Linked DNA regions of Mus musculus: region 2 is linked to region 1. Evidence: chromatin loops called from intact Hi-C (ENCODE). Cell type or tissue: heart. All regions are shown on one strand. Links, peaks and the distances in the headings refer to the core of each region. The heading gives the core; the rest is flanking DNA. Region 1 overlaps Carmil1 (capping protein regulator and myosin 1 linker 1). Region 2 has its middle 9.9 kb from the start of Cmah.

What was found. Hi-C counts contacts between places; a loop is a spot of excess contacts. Peaks named below come from ENCODE experiments on the same cell type or tissue, not always from the same donor. Only the 100,000 strongest peaks of a DNase experiment are listed, where the experiment ranks them.
Region 2: it touches region 1 in a loop (2.6-fold over the local background); 2 of 42 quality-filtered maps call a loop at or near these places.

What each region holds. Positions count from the first base shown.
Region 1 is chr13:24,034,472-24,042,471 of GRCm38, forward strand. Carmil1 (capping protein regulator and myosin 1 linker 1) reads right to left here. Exons shown (of 38, transcript NM_026825.3): 33 at 7,202-7,314; 34 at 1,714-2,137. Among named protein-coding and RNA genes, the nearest start is that of Scgn, 47 kb to the left of the region's middle. In heart, for the core only: no CTCF peak of the experiment used is centred there; a DNase peak (open chromatin) is centred at 3,200; H3K4me3 peaks cover 565 bases; H3K27me3 peaks cover 361 bases.
Region 2 is chr13:24,309,435-24,325,494 of GRCm38, forward strand. It overlaps the pseudogene Gm23340 and the pseudogene Gm11341. Among named protein-coding and RNA genes, the nearest start is that of Cmah, 9.9 kb to the right of the region's middle. In heart, for the core only: CTCF peaks have their summits at 7,370 (motif pointing left) and 9,451; no DNase peak of the experiment used is centred there; H3K27me3 peaks cover 901 bases.

The sequences.
Region 1 (8,000 bases), core at 1-8,000:
TTGCATATACTAGCAAGATTTTATCGAAAGGACCCAGATGTAGCTGTCTCTTGTGAGACTATGCCGGGGCCTAGCAAACACAGAAGTGGATGCTCACAGTCAGCTAATGGATGGATCACAGGGCTCCCAATGGAGGAGCTAGAGAAAGTACCCAAGGAGCTAAAGGGATCTTCAACCCTATAGGTGGAACAACATTATGAACTAACCAGTACCCCTGAGCTCTTGACTCTAGCTGCATATGTATCAAAAGATGGCCTAGTCGTCCATCACTGGAAAGAGAGGCCCACTGGACACGCAGACTTTGTGTGCCCCGGTACAGGGGAACGCCAGGGCCAAAGGGGGGGAGTGGGTGGGTAGGGGAGTGGGGGTGGGTGGGTAAGGGGGACTTTTGGTATAGCATTGGAAATGTAAATGAGCTAAATACCTAATAAAAAATGGAAAAAAAAAAAAAAAAAAAAAAAAGAAGCTATAGAAGAAAAAAGACAAAATTCCAAAAAAGAGACTCAAAACAGTTAACGCAGCTGGGTGGAGGTTGACGGATGAACTTGTGCAGGCCCTGTGGGCGGGGCTTCATCTCCAGTACCACAAAGCTTCAAGGGAGGGAGGTGAACCGTCTTTAAGCTGAATTTTGAGGAAACTCAACATTTTTCTTTTCCTTTTTCAAAAATTTCCTTTGGTGTGCTGGAGAGAGAACTCAGGTCCTCACACATGCCAGGCCAGCGTTTGACCACTAAGCTATATGCTCATCCTTGGGACTTAGCAACTTCTACTGGTGTTGCTTCCTCCACAGCAGCAACAGTGGACTCAGTAATCAATCCGTTCTAACAGGAGACCCTGACTTTTTTCTTTTGAAATTTAAATGGAGAATATGGGAAAGGACTTTGAAGCCTGGAAAGAGCTTAAGCTATGAACGACATGGGGACGCAATAGGCCTTTACCGGCTCTGCCTGCCACCTGGTCTTTTTGTCTCTTGGTTCTGCCATCTCTAGCCACCTTCAGCATCTCTGCTCAGATTCGCCAGGGCCAGTCCTATCTGGGGACCAGTACTTGCAGGCTTCTACCAAAAGCACAGGGAAGCCAAAGGTGGGGCATACCTTTAAAGCCCCTTGGCTCTCAAGAGTGTATAGCTATGAGCTAGGCAATAACCTCAAAGAAGGCACAGGGGCTGAGTCGGGGGGACCACCAAGGGTTTGGGGCCACCCAGTGCTACACAGAAAATCTGACACCAACCTGAACCACAAAGCGAGTTTGAGGCGAGCCTGTGCTACTGTGTGAGACCCTGTCCCAAAACAACTAACATATTAAACAAAGCCGGGCCTGGGGCAGGGAAGACGAGCCAGGAGTTCGGAATCTGGACTCTGAATTCTTTGGGAATAAATCTTTAGGTGTTACATTTCTAAACACTTTCTTTGTAAGATTTATTTTATGAGTGTTTTCCTTGCATGTGTATGTATATGCATGTGTATGCAACGCCTGTGTATCTGGGGCCCTTAAGAAGACGGCGTCTGGTCCCCTGGAACTGACGTTACTGATGGTTCTGAACCACCATGTGCATGCTAAAAAACGGAACCAGGGTCCTCTATAAGAGTAACAAGTGCCCATAACCACAGAGCCATCTCTTGGGCATCCAGAATTTATATTTCCATCTAACCAACAAGCTATTTTTCTATATCTCTTTCCCCAACGAAGCAAACGTACAAACCCCTTCCTCACCTTCTGTGCACATGCTGCCCTCCGCTCCTGCTTGGCCTTCATCTCGGCCAGCAGGCCGCTGCCCATCACCTGCACATAGCGCCGGCCACCCTGCGGGCTGCCCCTGCTGTCACTGCGCTCAGCCCTGCCAGCTTCCTCTGCTGGACCCTCCTCCAGGGGTTCCGGTGTCTTAATCTCTTCTGTGCGGTCTGGAGCACCATTGTGCTCCGCTGCCTTTATCTCCTTCCTGGTGGTATCCACTGGTGGGCTCCGCATTGCCCCTTTCGGGGAGGAGAGCTCTTCCGTCATCAGGACTGTGGGTGGCCGCTCAGATCTGGACCTGGATTTAATCAGGTTGAGGAAGCCACTCCTCCGAGAGTCCCGTTTTTTCTTCTCATCTCCTTCCCCGAGTTCGTGGGCATCTGAGGAGCGCGAGGATGACCTCCTGCAACCACAGCCAAGTCATAGACAGTGTTGGCTTGGCTATAAAGACAAGTTCCCTGAGAAACTTATCAACAAACAGCCATATCCTGTAGCATTTAAAAGGTTAAGCCTGGGCTTAGAAACACAAAAACTGAGGATCTTCCGGCACAGCTACCAAAGAGGAAACGAAACGCACAGACTATGAGTGAATCGAAGGGAGTCAGGCAGGATTGAAGACAGACTTGTGCTTTGTAAGAATTAAACACTTAACGGTGAACTGTCTTGGGGTATCTTGGGACATAATTTGGCAACTGCTTTATTTAATTTGAGGCACACTGAAAAGGGCTTCCTTGACCATCAGTAATTATTAGGTAATTGGTGAAATCCAACACTTAGTGCTTAATCCTGGCAAATATTTGGATCGTTGATTAAATGGAATACATTGCTGAAAGAAGCAACAATAACAACAACAAAAAGACTCAAGGCCAGGGAGCTGGTAGAGCACTACCTGTGACTCTAGTATTTATGAGATGGAGTAGGAGGGTCAGGAGTTCAAGATCAGCCTTAACTATATGAAGTTCAAGGTTAGTTGGGCTACAGGAGACGCTGTATCTAAAAACAAAACTAGACAGAATAAGCTTAAATTTTGGGATACATTAAAACTTGGGAAGTGGGGAAAAACCAAACCAAAAAAAAAAAAAAAAAAAAAAACCCAAACCAACCAACCAACCAAACAAAAACCAACCAGAATGAATGCCACAAGGGACCAGCTGCTCAAAGCTGGAGACAGGGTCTCCCCATAGCTCCTCAGAAACTCCATCAACACTGGAAAAAAGGATAAATGCAAAGGAAGAACAACAAAAAACCCACACCACCCTGGTGAGAATAAGAACACTACTTGGAAGCCCAGTGAGCACAAAATAGCTTCATGGATCTGAGCGCCTGAAATAAAAACTAGGGGTCCAGGAGCAGCTAGAACCTCAGGGGCTGCAGAGAGCAGAGCATGGTACTTCCGGAAGTGGCCTCAGGGCTGTAGAGGGCAGAGCAGGTGACTTCCTGAAGTGCCCTCTGGGGCTGTAGACAGCAGAGCAGGGTACTTCTGGAAGTGGAAGTGAGTGGGAAGCTTGCACTGGCATGAGCAGGACTGGCTGAAAGCCAAGATTCACTGAGTGTTATTTCCACTTTTCAAGCCACCGGGTCAACAATGCCCAGCCTATCCCAAACTCATGGCTTGCAGGGTGAACCAGAGAAACAGTGCAAGTGAGGGTATGTGACACAGCCAAGCCACAAAACAGAAATATAAGCAAAATGTGACAGAAGTGGGACATTTAAGGTTAAACAGCACAACATGAGAATAAGAAACCGGGAGAGAGGAGGAGAGAGTGAATAGATTAACAGGAAACAATGGATTGGATAAAAGATGTTTAACAGAAAGTGTACTGAGGAAACAGAAGAGATTTACAAAAGAAACAATTCAAGACCCAAAGAACCAATGGGCATGATTTTGAGAGTCACTTTACGTGATATGTGCCAACAAACTGCAATAGCAAAACTGCACCCCCGCTTTGGAATACAGCACCATAAAACTTTGGTGTCCAAGAATACAAAAATGTTTCCAGAGAAGAGGAAACAAAACAAAACAAAACAAAACAAAACAAAATCATGTCACAAACAAAGGATCAGGACTCAAGATGACACTAGGTTCTTTGGGGAAAATTCTAGAAGTTAGAAAATTAAGGAGCAGTGTTTTCAGCATTCTAAAGCAAAATGCTTTACACAATTCAATACCCAGGAATATGATCAGCTAAATTGGGGGGTCTTAACGTTATAGAAACACATTGTTAACACTGCTTTCTTAGGAAGTAACCACTGGAGGCACTCCACCAAAACAAGGGTGAGACTCTGAGAAACGGACAAGACTCAGGGAGGTGGTGAAGGGAATTCACTTACAGAGGATGAAGGAAATGCCTCCTCCCCTGCCCCCATGCCAGAGCGCTGGGACCTGCGGGGCACAGGTGTGAGATGTGTCCACAAAGCCCAGATGAGAGTGGACTGAGAGATGTGTGCTCTCACAGGAGATTTAAGGAAGGGAATAAAGGAGAGCACTGTGGGGGAAACTAAGTAAACAGAAAAGGATGAATTTCAGAGGAGACAGCATCTATACCAGAGGACATGTGACCACGGCATACCACGCACAACAAGGGTAGTAAATACAGGGCTAGAATGAAGCACACTGAAGCAACCACTGAATAATTAGCTAATAAAAATTATCATATAATTAAATGAAGAAAGTTAGGGAGGGGAGAGAAGGGGAGGGAGAAAGGGAAGGAGAGGGAGGAAGGGAAAGAGGAGAAGGAGAGGAAGAGAGAGGGAATTCAGCAGGGTCAGAGAGGATGCACTACCATCCTCTGTAGTCAGATGTTGACAGAATTACGACTGAAAACTGAAAACTAGGGATGAGAAGTATTCTTAGGGAAAGTGGGAGCCAAGTAAACAGTTAACGGAATAAACAAGTTGCTTATAGGGAACAAGAAGTGGAGAAAGAAAGGTGGTTTTTTTTTTTTTTTTTTTTTTTAGTTCAAGCCTTGTAATTTACTTGACATTTAAAATTATGAACAAGTAACACAGACTTCAAGCTTTCTTTACACCAATTTATGATGTTCTACCTAATGTCTGACAGCTTATTTTTATAACAGAATGTAATTTAAAAAAACACAACTTTTTGTGGGTCCCCTTGAGAGTTGATGAAAGGTGAGCCATGGGGTCCTTGCTCTCAGAAACATGATCAGAATTCTAGACTAACATCTTTGAAGAAAACAGATGTTACATATTACATATCACCCAGATATCTTTCAAAGACAAGCAGAGAACAAAATTGCTGGTCAGGAGAGGAAGTCATGGTGGGGCAGATGGGACAGAACACTTGGTCCACATCCATGGCTCACCCATTTCCCAGTAATACAGTTCTAAGTTGAACAGCTTAGCAATGGCATCTGTAATCACACAGTGTCACGACAGCCATTTTGATGTGTCTATCAGCAGTGACTGTAGGCCAAGAACTATGGTAGCCTGTACTAAAATTCTGACATTCCTGAAAGTGGCAGTGTACCCCTGGAACCCCAGCATGCGGGAACCTGAGGCAGAGGGTGACTGAGAGTGTACATTTTTCCTGGGCTGCTTAGTGAATTCCAGACTAGCATGGGATACAGTGTAAAACTGTCTCAAAAAATAAAATAGCAAGGCAAACAATAATAAAAACAAAGCAAACAACAAAATATAGAATAATAAAAGACTTTGAAGCAATAGGGGGAAAAAAAAAACAAACCAAGTCCTGGGTATCAATTGTGAGCAGAACTCTGAAGCGGCAGCGATGCATCAAGAGGGAATTCTCCATCTTGCACTGTTTGTGTTGGTGTTTCTTAGCTCTTTTAAGTTGAAAATGTAGTCCTCTAATCCTTGAATTCTAAAACAACCAAAACCCAAGCAAACTCTTGAAGGATTATACTGCAGATTTGTATAGAGGGGGAATAAGAAAAGAAGAAAAGAAAAAAGAAGAGGCATGGAGCCAGCAATTGGCGTGATTTAATTTGTGAGAATGAAGTATTATTTAAAACAAACAAACAAACAAACAAACAAAAAACCCCAAAAAGCTATCCAAGAATAAATGACATATTGGTGGGTTTTTCTGCCAAGTTATGCTATGTTAAGCTGCAAGACCGGTGTAAGAGACGCCCGATAATTAGCTGCTAAAGCTTACAAGCGTCTCTAAGCTCCAGTGTCATGGATATGAGAGTTAACTTATTTCCACTCTGCCATCCTGCAGAGCACAGATAAGACCCATCAACCCACAGCCCAGGCAAGCCCTTCCCCAGCAATCCCGCCTGCCAGCCCTTGGCTGTCGGCAAGGTTTAATACATTCTGAACTTCATCTCCAAGGTGAAGCAGCATTCTTCACAAACATAATCGAAGCTCAGAGTGTGTTCTGGGATGTATCAGCTTTTAGTTACAGATTTGAATAACTTCAGAAAAATCATGTATAAAGACAGAAGGGTTTTAAGGTGAACAGAACTTTTTTTTTTTTTTTTTTTTTTTTTTTTAGTGTGGTCGAGGCAGGATTATATAGCTCAGGCTGGCCTGGAATTTACTATGTTTTCCAGGCTGACTTCAAATTTATAATAATCCTCCTGCCCCAATCTCCTGAGTGTAGGACTGGAAGCAAGTGCCACCATGCCCACCTCCAGTTAAAGTATCATTGACCTATCTTCTAAGGAAACAGCATCCTAGTAACAAGAAAATAGAGGAAAGTCTTCAGAGGACACATTCTTTTACTTTTCCTGTTGTTGTGATCAAAGACCTAGAGATAAAAGCTATTTAAGGAAGCAACGGTTTGCTTGGGCTCACAGTTCAAAGGTACAGTCCGTGATGGAGAGACAGTCATAGGTACAGTGTGAGGTGCACATCTACAGGAGGGAGGGAGCATGCTCAGATGGCTTTCTCCTCTCCATTGAGTCTGGGACTGGATGCAATATGGCTGCCAGTAATCGGGCTGCATCTGTCCATCTCAACGGACCTCATCTAGATAATGTCCCACAGGCATGCCCAGAGGCTTGTCTGTGTACTAGGTGATCTAGAGCTGTCAATACCAACACAACAGTGTAAGTTGGAGGGTCCAGCACCATTTCTCCTGCCATTTTACTGCCCAGCCTGCCAACAGATCAAACTATGAACAAGAAATCAAAGGATGCAATGCCAGTGTGTGATGCTCACTGCCCTGAGACGGAACCTTCCAGATGACTAAGGAAAGCCCCTGGCCCAACAGATGTGTGGCTTGGATGTGATGGGTGGGCACTGCTATGGGACAGGTCTCACAGTTCTTCTTTCAGCAGGCTTGTGAGAAGAGCTTGAAATTAGAATTTCTAACAAGTTCCCAAGCAACAACAATGATACTTTGTTGGAGAACACGTTTTATAAAATTCAACCAAACAGCCAATCTCTTGAATGAGACTGTGATGCCTAGACACATTATAACCATTAGCTGCTTGAATGTGAACGAAACACTGTTTTTAATACATGACTGGAAACTTACTTGCAATCCATTTTAGTCACCTTCTTGGTGAAAAACTCATCTACCCCTTCATCCACTCTGCCCATGAGGCCATTCTGTTCTCCATCCTGGGGCAAGATGCTGATGGTACAGACCTGCAAGAGAAACATGACTTCACTCCACAGTCAAGTCAATGTGCCTTCAGTTTTGCCGCACTCAACAACCTACAACATGGCCACGATTCATTACAATAGGGATCATGTGATTTTCAGGAACAGAGGCCAGCTGTAGAGCCATAGCCTAGTGAGGAAGAAACCAGTTTACAGACAAGCTGAGCGTGATGTTGGTACCTGTGGGGCACAGGCTTCGATGACGTCAGGCATGTTTAACGTGGTATAGCTGTAGAGGGGGACAGGTTTCAGGACAGTCTGTTAGTAGCCCTGGCTGGCCTGTATCTCATTATGTAGATCAGGCTAGGCTAGCTTTGAACTTGCAGCAGCCCTCCTGCTCATCAGTGTTGGGATTTCACCATGTCCACCCTAGAAACAGGTTTACAGAAGGCACTGTAAACAGGGCCTGGTGGGTGATCTGTATGACTGGACCAAACAGGCTGTGAAAAGTTCATGTCTGCAAAATGCTACAAAGGAAAAAGACAACTATAATCTTAGTACTGGGGAGGCAGGGGGATATCTAGGAGTGACTTCCTTTAGCTGCTGCGCCAGTTTTTCCTGCTTTGAGACAGAATTTCTAGCTATCCCCAGAGGTCTCTGGTAGTATGGAGAGAACAAAGGCTCCAGAGATGGAAAGTATAAAGTACAGCTCCCCTCAGGAGCAGCTGCTT
Region 2 (16,060 bases), core at 4,834-12,833, 280 kb after region 1:
GCTTCCCTAGCATGTGCAAGGTTCTGAGTTCTACTCCCATCACTGTAGGAAAAGATAAATAGATAGATAAACAGACAGATAGAACCAAAACTAAAACCAAAATCACCATCCCCCCCCTCCCCAAAACCAGCAAGATGGAAACGTCTCTGTTCATTGTGTGTTTGGTCTTACCTTGTTGACTCTTACTCATGCCACGAGCCTTTTTTCAATGACTTAACACAGCCAGAGGGCTCTTATCAGAGCCAATATGAAGCTCATTGGGCCATGCTAATTTCTAAAACAAATAATTACAAAGAAAGGAAGAAAGAAAGAAGGGAGGGAGGGAGGGAAGAAGAAGGAAGGAAGGAAGGAAGGAAGGAAGGAAGGAAGGAAGGAAGGAAGGAAGGAAGGAAGGAGGAGGGACTGGAGAGATGGCTCAGCATTTAAGAGCACTGACTGCTCTTCTAGAGATCCTGAGTTCAATTCCCAGCAACCACATGATAACTTACAACCATCTGAAATGGGATCAGATACCCTCTGCTGGTGTGTCTGAAGACAGAGATAGTGTACTCATGTACATAAAATAAATAAAAATAAATCTTAAAAAAGAAAGAAAATGTTCTTTTATATATGATGCAGCCTTTGGTATTTTGGCATTGCGATGAATGCTATTATAGTTCCCACATAGTTCTTACACAGTTTCCCTGATTTTTAGCATCTTTTATACTGTGATTAAGAAACTATCTTTGGAGCCTGGCAGTGGTGTTGCACGCCTTTAATCCCAGCACTGGGGAGACAGAGGCAGGTGGATTTCTAAGTTCGAGGACAGCCTGGTCTACAAAGTAAGTTCCAGGACAGCCAGGACTACACAGAGAAATCCTGTCTCGGAAACCCTCCCCCCCCCCCCCAAAAAAAAGAAAGAAACTATTTTTGGTAAAATATTCTTTTCAACTAAAAGAATTTCACATTTTCTTTATTATAACAGTATACCAGGGGCTAGAGAGACAGTAGGAACACTTGGCTGCGCTGGGAGAAGACCAGACTTTGGTTCTTGGAACCCATAATAAGCAGGTCACAAATGTTAGGTCCCAATCCTTAAAATGACAATCTGGGCTTAGCTCAGGTCAGACTCTGACTGGGCAAACACTCAGAAATCCTCAGAAATCTTGTAAAGTGGGTTTCTCTTTCCTAGGAAAATCCATTGCTCTCTTATCTGACTCTATAGCTCACAATATGTGTAGTGGACCTTTAGTTCTGGGTTAACTCAAACAAGTTCCAACAGTCTTGTCCCTACAGGACGATGGCGAATTTTCCTAAGATTTTGCTCCTGGTGTCTTTTGGGGGCAGAGGTGAAATATGAATGGAAGTCTTAGGATCTCTCTATGATCAGCCCATGGTTGCTGGATGCAGCTCCCTCTCATTCTTCCACTGATTTTGATGAAACCCTTGCCAACATTAGGCAGCAGGTAACCTCTGGATTTTAGAAGGCCCGCCGTTGGGGTGATGGAGCCCCAAAGAGCAGGGTTCAGTATGCAGGCTCATCCTCCATTCCTAAAAGGACAGAAGTTTCAGATCCAATGCCTTCTTTTCCTGAGGTGTTCTCATTTGCTGACTATGATGTATAAATTCTAGTCATAGCTGTTTTTCTGCTTCAGAGGCATGTGGAAAGTTACTGGAGGCAGATTCCGTGATGTGAGGCAGGTCTTCTACAATGATTACAATAAGCACCTCGGGTGATTCTTTCTGGTGTGTCAGCGAGGTCTCTTTGGTGTGACCATCCTAGCTCTAGAACATTGACTGTTGGCAGCAGGGGACAAGGGTGTGTGGTGGTTATTATTTTTATCAGGTAGGGACATTTGTTTATTTTTTTTTTCAGACAAGGTCTTATGTAGTGACCCAGATAGGCTTCAAACTCATTGTGTAGCTAAAGATAACCTTGAACTTCTGAGCCTTTCTTCTCTATCTCTGAGTGTTAGGATCACAGGCATGAGCTATAATGATTGGCTTCATATAGATAGCTTAAAATGTCATAAAAAAAGCAGGGGGACCAATCTTACTTTCGGTTTTTTGTTTGTTTGTTTTTTGTTTTTTCAAGACAGGGTTTCTCTGTATAGCCCTGGCTGTCCTGGAGCTCACTTTGCAAACCAGGCTGGCCTCGAACTCAGAAATCCGCCTGCCTCTGCCTCCCGAGTGCTAGTGGATTAAAGGCGTGTGCCACCACTGCCAGCCAATCTTACTTTCATGTTGTTCTGCTTGCCTGTCAGTAAAGACCAGCATCCAAAATATTTGAGTGTATCTATGTCATTGCTGTCCAATAGACTTTTCTGCCCTGTTGGAAATGACCACTCCCAGATAGCAGCTAGTGTCACATGTGCTAAGTAAATGATAGCATGACTTTCTAGTTTAATGATGTGTGTGTGTGTGTGTGTGTGTGTGTGTGTGTGTGTGTGTGTGTGTATCCAAGTGTCTTCTATTGCTCTTCACCTTACTTTTTGAGACAGAGTCTCTCACTTTACCTGCAGCTCACTGATTCAGCTAGGCTGGCAGGCCAGTGAGCTCCAGAGTTCTGTCTGTCTGCACCCCTGCCTGCTAGCACTGGGGCTGCAGATGTCCACCACATTCAACTTGTAATAGGATCTGGGGATCAGAATTCAGGTCCTTATACCTGAATGAAAGGCAATTAATTCACTGAACCATCTTACCAGTCCTTAGTTTAATTTTAGTGGATTCACACTTAAATTTGAATAACCACATGAACTCATGGCCACCATTTCCCCCATCTTTTACCTAGCGCCTCCAGCCAGGCTCACCTCCTAAAGTTTCTAGGACTTCCCATAAACAACACCACTTGCTGGAGCCCATGTATTCAACTACAGTTTTCTGTGGGGCCTTTCACATCCGAACTATTCCAAGAGAACTGCATTCATTCCTCTCCAAGGACGGAGTCCTTAAGGATCCTGTCCCTCCCTACAGGGGACACCAAGCTTCCAGCTGGGCTGACACACTCAAACTCACATAGAAAGTCTATCTTTTCTTAGTTTGCTTGGCTATATGAACCACTTTGAGTGCCATGGGTCTAGAGAATAGATGTGAAATATTGTATTCCATGCATTTTTTTACCAGTTTTTCTCTCTTATTTTTCTGAACATAGAGTAAGATAGAATACATATATATATAATTATTTATATAATAATAATAATTATTATTATTATATAAAGTATGTATAGTTCTTCTTACAGTATATAAAAACTAAACATGACAAAAATTCCAAATAAGGACTGATTTAAAATCAGAAGTACCTGGTCCCCCCAGTCAGGTGAACTGTGGCATTAGGAAAGCTCTTCTACATTTTCCTGCAAACATCCATCTAGGGAAGGATTGATTTTCCCATTAGAAGATAATGTGGACATTGTCTGAATGGTGATGCCCACTGCAGCTAAAAAAAAGACAGACTGTGCTTCACTCAAACTGGCAAATTATAACAAATGGCCATAAGGACACACTTCAGTTGCAATCTCAGTAGCTCAGCATGCCCATTATTTGTGCCTGTCAAGGAACTAGTTTACCTTGTATGAAATAAATACAAAGCGGGATATGGTGGCTTACATAATGTGTTCCTAGAATCGAGGGGCCAGGCAGGAGGGTCACTATGAGACTGAGGCCAGTCAGGGCTACATAGTGAGTTCCAAGTCAATCTGGGCTAGAGTGAAGGACTCTATCTCAAAAAACAAAAACGAGGAACTTTGAGACTGTTCATATAAATATGGTTTTAGTCCATGGTGATCTGATAGGATACATGGGATTATTTCAATCGTCTTGTATCTGTTGAGGCCTTTTTTGTGACTGATTATATGGTCAATTTTGGAGAAGGTACCATGAGGTGCTGAGAAAAAGGTATATTCTTTTGTTTTAGGATGAAATGTTCTATAGATATCTTTTAAATCCATTTGGTCCATAACTTCTGTTAGTTTCAATGTGTCTCTGTTTAGTTTGTGTTTCCATGATCTGTCCATTGATGAGACTAGGGTGTTGAAGTCTCCCACTATTATTGTGTGAGGTGCAATGTGTGCTTTGAGTAAAGTTTCTTTTATGAATGTGGGTGCCCTTGCATTTAGAGCATAGATGTTCACCACAGACTAAGACTGGTCTTCAATAGCAACAAAAACAACAGAAAGCCCACATATACATGAAAGCTGAACAGTGCCCTACTCAATGATAACTTGGTCAAGGAAAAAATAAAGAAAGAAATTAATGACTTTAGAATTTAATGAAAATGAAAGCACAACATACCCAAATTCATGGGACACAATGAAAGCAGTGCTAAGAGGAAAACTCATAGCTCTGAGTGCCTCCAAAAAGAAACTGAAGAGAGCTTACACTTGCAGCTTAACAGCACACCTGAAAGCTCTAGAACAAAAAGAAGCAAATACACCCAAGAGGAATAGATGGCAAGAAATAATCAAACTCAGGGCTGAAATCAACCAAGTAGAAACAAAAAGAACTATACAAAGAATCAACAAAACTGGGAGTAGTTCTTTTGAGAAAATCAACAAGATAGATAAACCCTTAGCCAGACTAACCAGAGGGCACAGAGACAATATCCAAATTAACAAAATCAGAAATGAAAAGGGAGATATAACAACAGACACTGAGGAAATTTTTTTAAAAATCATCAGATCCTACTACAAAATCCTATATTCAACAAAACTGGAAAATTTGGATGAAATGGACAAATTTCTAGACAAATACCAAATAACATCAGATAAACCATCTAAACAGCCCAAGAACCCCTTAAGAAATAGCAGCAGTCATTAGAAGTCTCCCAAACAAAGAAAGCCCAGGACCAGATGGGTTTAGTACCAAATTCTATCAGACCTTCAAAAAAGACCTAATACCAATACTCTTCAAACTATTCCACAAAACAGAAACAGAAGGAACACTACCCAATTCATTCCATTAAGCCACAGTTAAACTGCGTATTCTCCCTTGGAGATGGAATGGTTTCTGTCTAATCAGGAACTTGTCACAATTTCCTTTCATAGAGGAATTCAAAAGAGATATTTTTTCTACTTCTCTCATGTTTAATATACCAAGCAGATTTTAAAAACTGGTTGAGTGCATATTACTTTTAGTTTCAGAAGATATCATGTATATTTAAGAGGCATTTAACTAGTATAAATTATTTTGGTGACTTTAAAAAGTCAATACTGAGTTGTATATTTTAAAATAAATTGTATTAGTTTAATAAAAAAAGAAATATGGTTTTGAATTGTTACATGAATACCTGGATCATCTCTCTCAGTGACCCTCTTTCCTGCGTGTGCTAGGTAAATTCTCTACTGCTGATCTGTACTGTCAGCCCAACCTCTTTCTTTGTAGTGCAATTTGGGCCCCGCATCTATTCTATTCCTTTAGCTTCATAGTAGTTTCAGGGCTGGTTTCCATTTCTTCCCTTTCTTATTTCCCCTCTCTCTTTCCTCCTGCTTCCTCCTTTTTCTTTCTCTTATTGATTGATTGATTGATTGATTGATTGATTCTTTGAGAATTTCACATCATGCACACCAATCTCACTCATCTTCCCTTCCCCACCTACCTGTACCTGCCCTCCACCCTTGCAACCTTCTCCCCCATAGAGAAGAAAATCTCATCGTGGAAGCTGTAGTGTGTCACAGTGTACACCACAGTATTCCCCTTTTGTTCACACTGCAGTGCTTGCAAATGTTGATTGCAATGACTGGTTGGTCTGGCACGTAGCCTCTGGCTTCTACTACTCTATCAATACTGCAACCTCCTCTGGGATATCCTGTTGTTGCCCTGTGTCATGGAGATCCTGTAGTTTTGGATCTGTAGGACTGACCCCTTCATACACTATAGAAACACATTGATTGAGTAGATATTGGGGTGGGTCAATTCAAAGCCTTGGATCTGGGCCTGAGAGGTATCTGAACAGGTCATCTCACTGGTTCTCTCACTCTCCCACTCTCAGGGTGGCTCATTGGGAACCCCTGCAACCAGGGACAGCTCTACCCTACTGCCCAGGTGGTGCAGCTAGTGAGGCACATGGCCAGTTCTTCCATAGATGGTAAGGGATGAGAGAGGGAGGAGAGTGCCTCTCCCTCATCTGCACCAACATCCAGTAGAGAAGAAGCAGAGCGAGTTCTCCTGGGCTCACGCCCTTGGGACTGCTCACCTGTAACACCCACATCCAGGGTTAGCTCTATTATGCTGCCCAGACAAGGTGTAGGGACTGCTCTTCCAAGTGCTGCAGCAGGTGAGGAGCAGGGCCAGCTCTCCTGCTTTCATGACCCCAGGGCTAGCTCTCCTGTTTGCAATAGGTGGCAAGGAGCAAGGGTGAGGGAGGGCATCTCTTCCTCATCCATGATACATGTGACAAGTGGTAGGGACAGTCCTTCGAAGCTTGTGTCCTTGGTTGGTTCATCCATAACGCCTACAATGTGCCAGGCCAGCTCTCCTGAGTATTGCAGCTGGCTAGGGGTGGGGTCAGCCCTCCTGCCTTCTGTGCCTCCAGGACCAACTCTCCCATGATGCTAAGGTGAGGGGTGGGGCCAGTTCTGCACATTTCTCAGACTTCAACATATCCCTGGGCAGCAGCCCAAACACTGACATCTGCCTGGCCTTTGGTGGTAACAGACCTCTCCTGCTATAGGGCCACAGACACAGACATGGCCCCCAGTGGCAGCACAGGCCAGGACCCCACTGTGATCCCACATGGCATCACCAGCTACTCATATCAGGCTGTTTCTCACTACCCTCAAGTCTCCAGTTCTGCCTTTCTTCATTGTGCCCACGTCCTTCTGTTTCTCTTTTTCTTCCATCTCTCTACCACGTACTTGCTCCTCTTAGTGGTGCCTGGGGTCTCTGAGTGTCTAGGATTATCTCAGGAGTGGTCTCAGGAGTGCCATGTCCCACTCATGCATTATAGTACTGAGCAGGGGTCATGCTGGGCAGGATCTGCTCCCCCAGCCCCAGCCTTTGCACTCAACTTGTGGTCATCTCAGGCTAGATCCCTGTCTGGGCTGCATGGCGTTGGTCTGGTGGTCATCTCTGGCTTGCTCCTAGCCCAGCCTGACTGAGTGCCCCCATGCAAGGGTCATCTGTCTCAGGCTCACTCCCATCTGGGACCTGAGGTCCTGGGCAGGGTTCTTCTAGTTTCCCACTTGCTCTCAGTCCTGGGAGCCTATTTGGGTCTGCATGGCATGGGACTGATGTCGTTTCAGGCTAGCTCCTTGTCTGGGCCCCTTGGTGCCAGTCTGGTTGTCAATTCAGGCTTGCTTCCCGCCAACCCCCACGAAGGGAGTCTTCAGCTATGAATCATTCAGCAGTTCACAAGCCTTAACACTGAGTATAGACATACTTCTCTGCCACCTACTGATGCACAAGTGACACAGCAGCCATATTTGTAAACCTCTAGGAGCAGGCTTTTTGTTTACCTTATAACCATAGCTAGCTTGAAACTTATGTTAATCAGGCTGGCCTGGAACTAATATAAACTTACCTGTATCTGCTTCTGCTTCTGCCTCTGCCTCTGCCTCTGCCTCTGCCTCTGCCTCTGCCTCTGCCTCTGCCTCTGCCTCTGCCTCTGCCTCTGCCTCTGCCGAGTGCTGGGATTAAAGACATGTGTTACTACACCTGACCTTATTTTTGCTTTTGGAGGCAAGATCTCACTACATAGCCTTGATTGGCCTGTACTTATTATGTAGCCCAGGTTGGCTTTCAGTTTAAAGCAAGCTTTCTGTCTCTCCTTCTTGAATGATGAGATCACAGATCAGCATGACCATATATGGCCAAACATTCTTAATATTCCAAATAATTATGGCTCTTTCTTTCTTATGTTTGTTTTGAAGCAGGCCTCATGTAGTCATGGCTAGCATCGAGGTTCTGATATCTCCACCTTTATGTCCTGAGTGCTGGGGTTAGAGAGGCAGAGTCACTATGCAGGGCTTCTCACAGGCATTTCTAACCTCGGTTCTGCTTTTGTTTCCTTTGTTTATGTTCAAAACAGTTGACTGTGTGTCATTTGTCAAGTTCAGTTGCACAGTGACGTTTCCCCCTATTCCAGAACATAAGAATCACTCTGGGTACTGCCTGAGATGCAGCCCAACAGTGTGTCATAGCCCATCAGCCCTAACACCAAACAGTGGGAAGAGTAAGCTGGGCTTACTGGGATACTGGGAAGGCCTGTCATCACTTGCAGAATGTTGCCTTGGTGATAACTGGTGTAGAAAAAGATCATTGGAAAGAGAGGCCCATCGGTCTTGCAAACTTTATATGGCTCAGTACAGGGGAATGCCAGGGCCAAGAAGTGGGAGTGGGTGGGTAGGGGAGTGAGGGGGAGGGTATGGGAGACTTTTGGAATAGCATTGGAAATGTAAATGAAGAAAATACCTAATAAAAAAAATCCTGAAAAAAAAAAAAAAGAAAGAAAGGATGCTTTTGCAGCAGGAAGTACCCTGTCTTCATTAGGGTTTCTATTGCTGTAAACAGACACCATGACCACGGATACTCTTATAAAGGAAAACATTTAATTGAGGCTGGCTTACAGCTTCAGAGGTTTAATATGTTATTGCCATGCTGAGAAACATAGCAGCATGCAGGCAGACATTGTGCTGGAGAAGGAGCTGAGAGTTCTGTGTCTTGATTGGCAGGCAGAAGTAAAAGCCCAACTAGGCCTAGCTTGAGCATATGAGACCTCAAAGCCCGCCTCACAGTGACATACTTTCTGCAACAAGGCCATACTTCCTAATAGTGCCACTCCCTTTGGGCCAAGCATTCAAACATATGAGTTTATGGGAGGCACTCCAATTTAAACCACCACATACCTTATGCTGGCTGATACACGGTAGAATTGCTTAAGCAAAGGAAACTTCACCTGAGGAACTACATCCACCAGATTAGCCAGTAAGCAAGGCGGTGGGAAATTTCTTATTATGATTGATGCGGACAGGCCCAGCTCACTGTGGGTGGTACCACCCTTGGGCAGGTAGTCCTGGGTTGACTGACAAATACTGTATAACAAATCACCAACACTGGGCATGAAAAGCCCTCTTTTGAGTTGTGTGCTAATCAAGGTTGTGCAAAAGAATCCCAAAACATACAGCCAATTGCTATGGCCTTTGATTGCTCCGTGGCCAGGCATGGTCTTGCAGGTCTGTGACCACACCATTCAGGAGGGAGAGGTAGAAAGATTGCCTTTGGTTGCTCTAGGAGGTGGAAGGAAAGTCCCTATTGATAAAGTCCCTGTTGCTTCAGAAATTGGGCCCAGTGGCTCCTGAACTGGAACTACTTAAATGCCTCCTCCCTAAGGCCATGTAAGCTTCCAAAGGAGGGAAGCAACCGCAGTCCTAACCACCTACGTATGACGTCTATCAACTACAAGATCTGACTTTCCTGGCTGCTCATTTTCCTACGTTACAGCTCAGGACTGACACCCAGTGGCTTGTGAGAATAAAGCTCTCCAAATGCATTTCAAGTCTGCAGGAATGGAAGTTCCTTCCTTGTTAGTGAAAGTTGTAAAACTTCCTATTCAGAAATGAAAAGAAGAATTCCCCTTCTGGGAAATCAAGAAGCCTTCTACCACTGACCCATATCCTCAGCCTAGCCTTCTCAGAGAGCTGGGTTTAGCCACTATTTTCTGCTAACCAGGACAGCCCTGAAAACATACATACAGGCAACATTATATATATGAATACATATGACTATATGAACAGATATAATATATTATATTCCTAAATATAACCTGCTTGTTTTTTTATATATATACATGTATGTGTGTAACAGCAATTAATGGAAAAGAGGCTAAGAATGTGCAGGAAAGCAAGGAGGGGTATATGGGAGGATTTGAAGGGAGGAAAGAGAAGGTAGAAATGTGTGATTATACCATATCAAAAGTATTCTGATTATTACAGAATTGAGAACTATGAACCAGTGGGAAATTTTCAGTTGCACTGTTGTAACTGATTTTTTAAATTTAGTTAGATTTTTTTTCATTATCTAGTCCTTGGTCCATGGACATTTAGGTTGTTTCCATTTTCTAGCTATTGTGAATAGAGAGGCAGTGAACATAATGGAGCAGCTATCTGTGGAGTAGGATGTCTGTCCTTTGGGCATATGCTAAGGCTGGCATAGCTGGGTCATATGGTAGATTTATTTTTAGCTTTTTGAGAATTCTTCTCAGTGATTTTCAAAGTGGCTGTACCAGTTTGCAATTCTACCCATAGTGAATGAGGGTTCCTGAGGGATATATATATATATATATATATATATACACACACACATATATACATACACACATACATATATATATATACACACACATGTATATATATATATATATATATACATACACACATACATACACACACACACACACACACACACACACACACACACACACACACATATATATATATATATTAGTTTTCTGTTTATATATTTATTTGTATGTGTGGCCTGCAAGGTAGTCCAGCAAGTACAGGCACTTGCCAACCAAGCCTAACGTTTTTAGTTCGAATCCCAGGACTCACACGTAGAAAGAAAGAAATGATTCTCACAAGTTGTCTTTTGACCACCACACTTATGCCATGTCACAAGCATCCATCCATACAAATAAGTAAATGTAATGCAATTGTTTTAAAAATAAAGCTAAAGGCCAGATTCTGTCTACAAAGTGTAAATACACTTTTTTTAAACAAATGAAGGCTTGGAAAATCATGTGTGTTCAGAAAACGCTTCCTCTAGCACCATGATGTGCAGTCTACTGCCCATCATTGGTGGCAATGCCAGGTTTGCTTCAGTGTCAGGTGCCTGCACTTGCAAACTTCATTTCATTAAGAATTATATGTGGCCCTCTCTCCTTTCTGCCACCGCCATGCCATTTAGACTGAGGAAGGCCTCAAAACTCCAGGGCCATGTGAGCCACGGCCACGGCCACATCGGTAAGCACCGCAAGCATCCAGGAGGCCGAGGAATGCTGGAGGCAGGCATCACCACAGGATCAACTTTGACAAATATCATTCAGGCTACTTTGGGAACATTGGCATGGGGCATTACTGCTTGAAGAGGAACCAGAATTTCTGACCAACTGTCAACTTGGATGAATTTTAGACACTGGTCAGCGAGCACACACGGGTCAATGCTGCAATAAACAAGACTGGAGCTGCTCTCGTCACTGATGTTGTTCCAATCATGCTACTACAAAGTTCTGGGGAAGGAAAAGCTCCCTGAGCAACCTGTCATCACGAAGACCAAATTCTTCAGCAGAAGAGCTGAAGAGAAGATGAAGGGTGTTGGAGGTGCCTGTGTTCTGATGGCTTAAAGTGACCAAGGGGTGGGGGTTAATTAAATGCTAACGTTAAAAAAATTATATGTGTATGGCTCTTTTGTCTGCATGTAATGTTTGTGTCCCACATGTATGCCTGGTACTTAAAAAGGATGGAAGATGGCGCCATATCCCCTAGAAATTGGGTGAGGGGAATAGAACCTGGGTCTTTTAGGAGAGCAGCCAGTGTTCTTAACTGTTGAGCAATCCTTTCACTATCCCTGGTCAATGAAAAATGTTTGAACTGGGTCTAACTGTTACTCAAGCTAGTCTCAAACTGCTCAAATGATCCTCCTGCCTCCGTCTCCTCAGAGGCTGGAAAGACAGGCTCCTTCCTACAAACCTGGTTTTGCAAACGTTATTATCTCTTCATCTGAAATACGAAACAAAACAAACAAAACAAAACAAAAAACAGTGTTTGTTTTGGAACAACAGTCTAAACACAGACATCAGAGCCTCCTTGTAGACTTAAAAAACCTTACATTTATTTACTTTGTGTGCATGTGTGTGGATGCACACATGACATGGTCCACATATGAAGGTCAGAGGACAACTTGTAGGAGTTCTTTTGCATGTTTTTCATTCATCATGTCCTACTCTAGTCTTTGGGCTTGGCAGCAAGTCCCTTAATCTACTGAATAGTTTCCTTGGTACCTTGTGAGCTCAATGTAGTGTTTTCATTGTTTTCCATTTGGTAACCTTAGCAACCACAAGCAAGGTTAAGCATCAGACGTGGAAGCAGAAGCTCCACTGTGCACGCTGGGAGGGTCTGGTACTTCCCAGAGATGAGGCTGAATATCATTAAAATGTCACTTAAGCGACTTAGTTCAGAGGTTTCATTTAAAAATCATTTAACCGGGCCTGGTAGCTCTGGCGTGTAGTCCCAGTTACTCAGGAGACGGAGACAGGAGGATCATGATGTGTTCATGCCTGGGCAAGGTGGAAGAGAGCAGGTTCAAAGCTAGTGTCTTAGTGAGGGTTCCCATTGCTGTGACCAAGAGTTCCAAGACAACTCATATAAAGGACAACATTTAATTGGGGATGGCTTACAGGTTCAGAGGTTCAGTCCATTATCATCAAGGCAGGAGCCTGGCAGCATCCAGGTAGGCATGACTTGGGAGGAGCTGAGGGTTCTACATCTCAATCTGAAAGGTGCTAGGAGAAGACTGTCTTCCAGACAGCTAGGAGAAGGGTCTCAAAGCCCACCCCAAAAGTGACACACTTCCTCCCACAAGGCCACAGCCCCTAATAGTGCCATTCCTTGGGATGAGCATATTCAAACCATCACATTCTATTCCCTGGCCCCCATAGGCTTGTTCAAACACATGAGTCTATAGGGGCCATACCTAGCCATAGGATAATGTAAAATACATTTAGTCCTACTTCAAAATTCCCCACAGTCTATCACAGCTTCATCAATGTTTAAAAGTCCAAAGTTCAAAATCTCTTCTGAGATTCATATAATCACTTCACTGCAATCCCCTATAAAATTAAAATTAAAAAGCAGATCACATGCCTCCAACCTCACAGGATATATATTACTACTCCAAATTGTCATAGTGAGGAAATACTGGACCAAAGCAAGACCAAAACTCTGAACTCTGTATCTCCATGCCTGATGTCAAAGCACTCTTCAGATCTCCAACTCTTTTCATCTTTGTTGACTGCTGTCAGCAGATCTGACATTCAGCAGCAACAAACGTCATGCTCTTGGGCTGGTTCCACTCCCTGTTAGCTGCATTCCTCAACAGGTATCTCATGGCTCTGACATCTCAAATATCTTGGGGTATCCAAGGCAACTTCAACTTTACAGCTTCTTGTTCCAAAGTCTGGGATCCACTCATAATGTTCTGGTCTCCTCTAAAGGGCTGGCGTCACTTCTGTCTTCCTTAGCACTCTAGGCTCTGGTTGACTCCCCTCCTTTGTTGCTCCTGTTCTTTCTGATCATCTCCAATTTGCTGGAGTCTTCCACTGCAACCAACCTTCACCAACAGCCTCAATAGCTTCATGGTGCCGAGCCTCAACTTCTTTCCAAGACCCCTTTGGTCCTGGGCCATCAACTGCAACTAAGGCTGCACTTCACCAATGGCCTTCCCTGGCCTCTTACAGCACCAGCTGCCCTCTATCACTTCTTTATGACTTCAAAGCCAGTACCAGCTGAATGATTCTTAGGCATTCCCAAGTCCAGCTGCAGCACAAGGTACAATCTTGGCTATTCCTGGAACACAGCTTCATTTTGTGCTCTCAGAAAACACTAGAAGACTCGTCTTCCAGGCAGCTAGGAGAAGAGTCTAAAAGCCCACCTCCAAAATGACACACTTCTTCCCACAAGGTCATACCTCCTAATAGTGTCACTTCCTGGGCCAAACATTCAAATCACCACAGCTAGCCTGGACAGTTTAGGGAAACCCTGTTCAAAGAAAGAAGAAAAGAAAGGAAGAAAGGAAGGAAGGGAAGGGAAGGAAAGGGAGGGGAAGGGAAGGGAAGGAAGAGAGGAAGAGAGGAAGAGAGGAAGAGAGAAAGAGAGGAAGAGAGAAAGAGAGAAAGAGAGAAAGAGAGGGAGAAAGAGAGAGAGAAAGAGAGAGAGAAAGAGAAAGAAAGAAAGAAAGAAAGAAAGAAAGAAAGAAAGAAAGAAAGAAAGAAAGAAAGAAAGAAAGAAAGGAAGGAAGGAAGAAAGAAAGACAGAAAGAAAGAAAGAAAGAAAGGAAAAGAGCTGGGGTAGAGCATTTGACGAGTATGTACCCTAGGTTGGATCCCCAGTACTGAATCAATCAAACAACAGCAAAACAAGCAAAACAAAACAAGAAGGAACAAGATCCCGACTGAATGTTCTTCTCTTACCTCATAATCGCATTACTAAAGGGGCAAAGAAGGAACTTGCTGCCAGTTCTAGGTCAGCTGGAATATGAAGTGAAACACTGTCTCATAACAAAAGTAAGCAAACATAACAGCCATCTTTCTTTCTTTTTTTAAAATTTTTTAATTAGATATTTTCTTCATTTACATTTCAAATGCTATCCCAAAATTTCCCTATTACCACCCCCACCCCCTGCCCTGCTCCCCTACCTACTCACTCCCACTTCTTGGCCCTGACGTTCCCCTGTACTGGGGCATATAAAGTTTGCTAGATCAAGGGGCCTCTCTTCCCAATGATGGCCGACTAGGCCATCTTCTGCTATATATGCAGCTAGAGACACGAGCTCTCGGGGTACTGATTAGTTCATATTGTTGTTCCACCTATAGGGTTGCAGACCCCTTCAGCTCTTGGGTACTTTCTCTAGCTCCTACATTGGGGGCCCTGTGTTCCATCCTATAGGTGACTGTGAGCATCCACTTCTGTATTTGCCAGGCACTGGCAAAGCCTCACAGGAGATAGCTATATCAGGGTCCTTTCAGCAAAATCTTGAACAGCCATCTTTCATTCAGGAACTAGTTAGAAGACATCTGTGAACCTTATGCATGCTGAGACAGGGTCTCATGTTAGCCCATACTATAAAAAAGAAAACATGATGGTCCATTTTCAAGGCAGAAGTACCCTGAGTCAGCTCTAGTCTATCTACAGATGAACAGGAAGCACTGGGCACCTACTGGTGCCTTAGTAGTCTAGCTGCTCCTCTCAAACTAGAAATTTAGAACAGAAGTTGACTAACAGTCAAGCTTGTTTGACAATCTTTAGACACCACACATTCCATGCACTCAAATAACTTTAAAATGGAATTTAACATGCAGAGATAACATATTCTCTCAGTCCTTGTTATGAAATAGGCAACGTAAGTGCATAAGTGGAAGATCCAACCAAGAACAGGTAGAAGGCTTTTGACACACTAAGAATCTATAGATAAGACGCAAACATCAGAAAATTCTGATGCACCTTGAGGATCCTGGTGGTTAAAGGTCCGACTGGAGACAATGAAAGGGCAGGCTCTGTTGGAGCTGCAGAGAGTGGGTTGTGTTTACTGTCTCTGCTATTTCTTGGCTCTGTGCTCTGAGCTTTGGTTGCCATTGTTCCTGTTGTTGTGGTTCTAAGGATGCCCAGCTTATGTGGAGGGGCTGAGATTGCTGCTGCTGGAAACCTGGACACACAAGCAAAGGAAGGTAACAAGACAAGAGGACTGGGCTCAGTGTGAATTTCACCCATTATGCTAATAGATAAAATATGTTCTGGAAAGGACTTCCCATTGCTGCATGTATTTCCTATCTTCCAAACCAGAGCTTTGCCAGAGCTTTGCCTCCACTCCAGTCTCATTACTATCATTTCTATGACTACTCTTTAGAGACAGGGTCTCCCTGTGTAGCCAGGCTGGCCTAGATCACAGCCATCTTCTTGTGGGAACCTCCCAAGTGTTAGGATTAGAGGCCTGGGTTGTGCCTAACAAAGTTGTGACTGTTACATGGAAAGAACTTCACCCTGCAGAAAATATCAGGCTAATTTCTTGAGTCAGATGGGGGACCCATGCATCAGAAAACGGTCACTGCCCATCTGGCAAGATGGTCTTGCTTCTTACTGCCTTCTTGAGTCTCAATGTCATGCTTCTTTTAGTGAGTGCAGTATCTGCAACAGGGTAGAAGTAGCTAGATTCATGGCTGCATCACAGAACCTAGAAGGGAACCTTACTTAGCATGAGTTTGGTAGTAGATGTCCCCAGTAGAGCTTCTGTTTGTTCTCAGTAAGGATACTATTGTTGGGAGAAGAAGCAGCTATCTTGTGTTCATGTTATCAGTAATTTGGGGGTTACAACTATT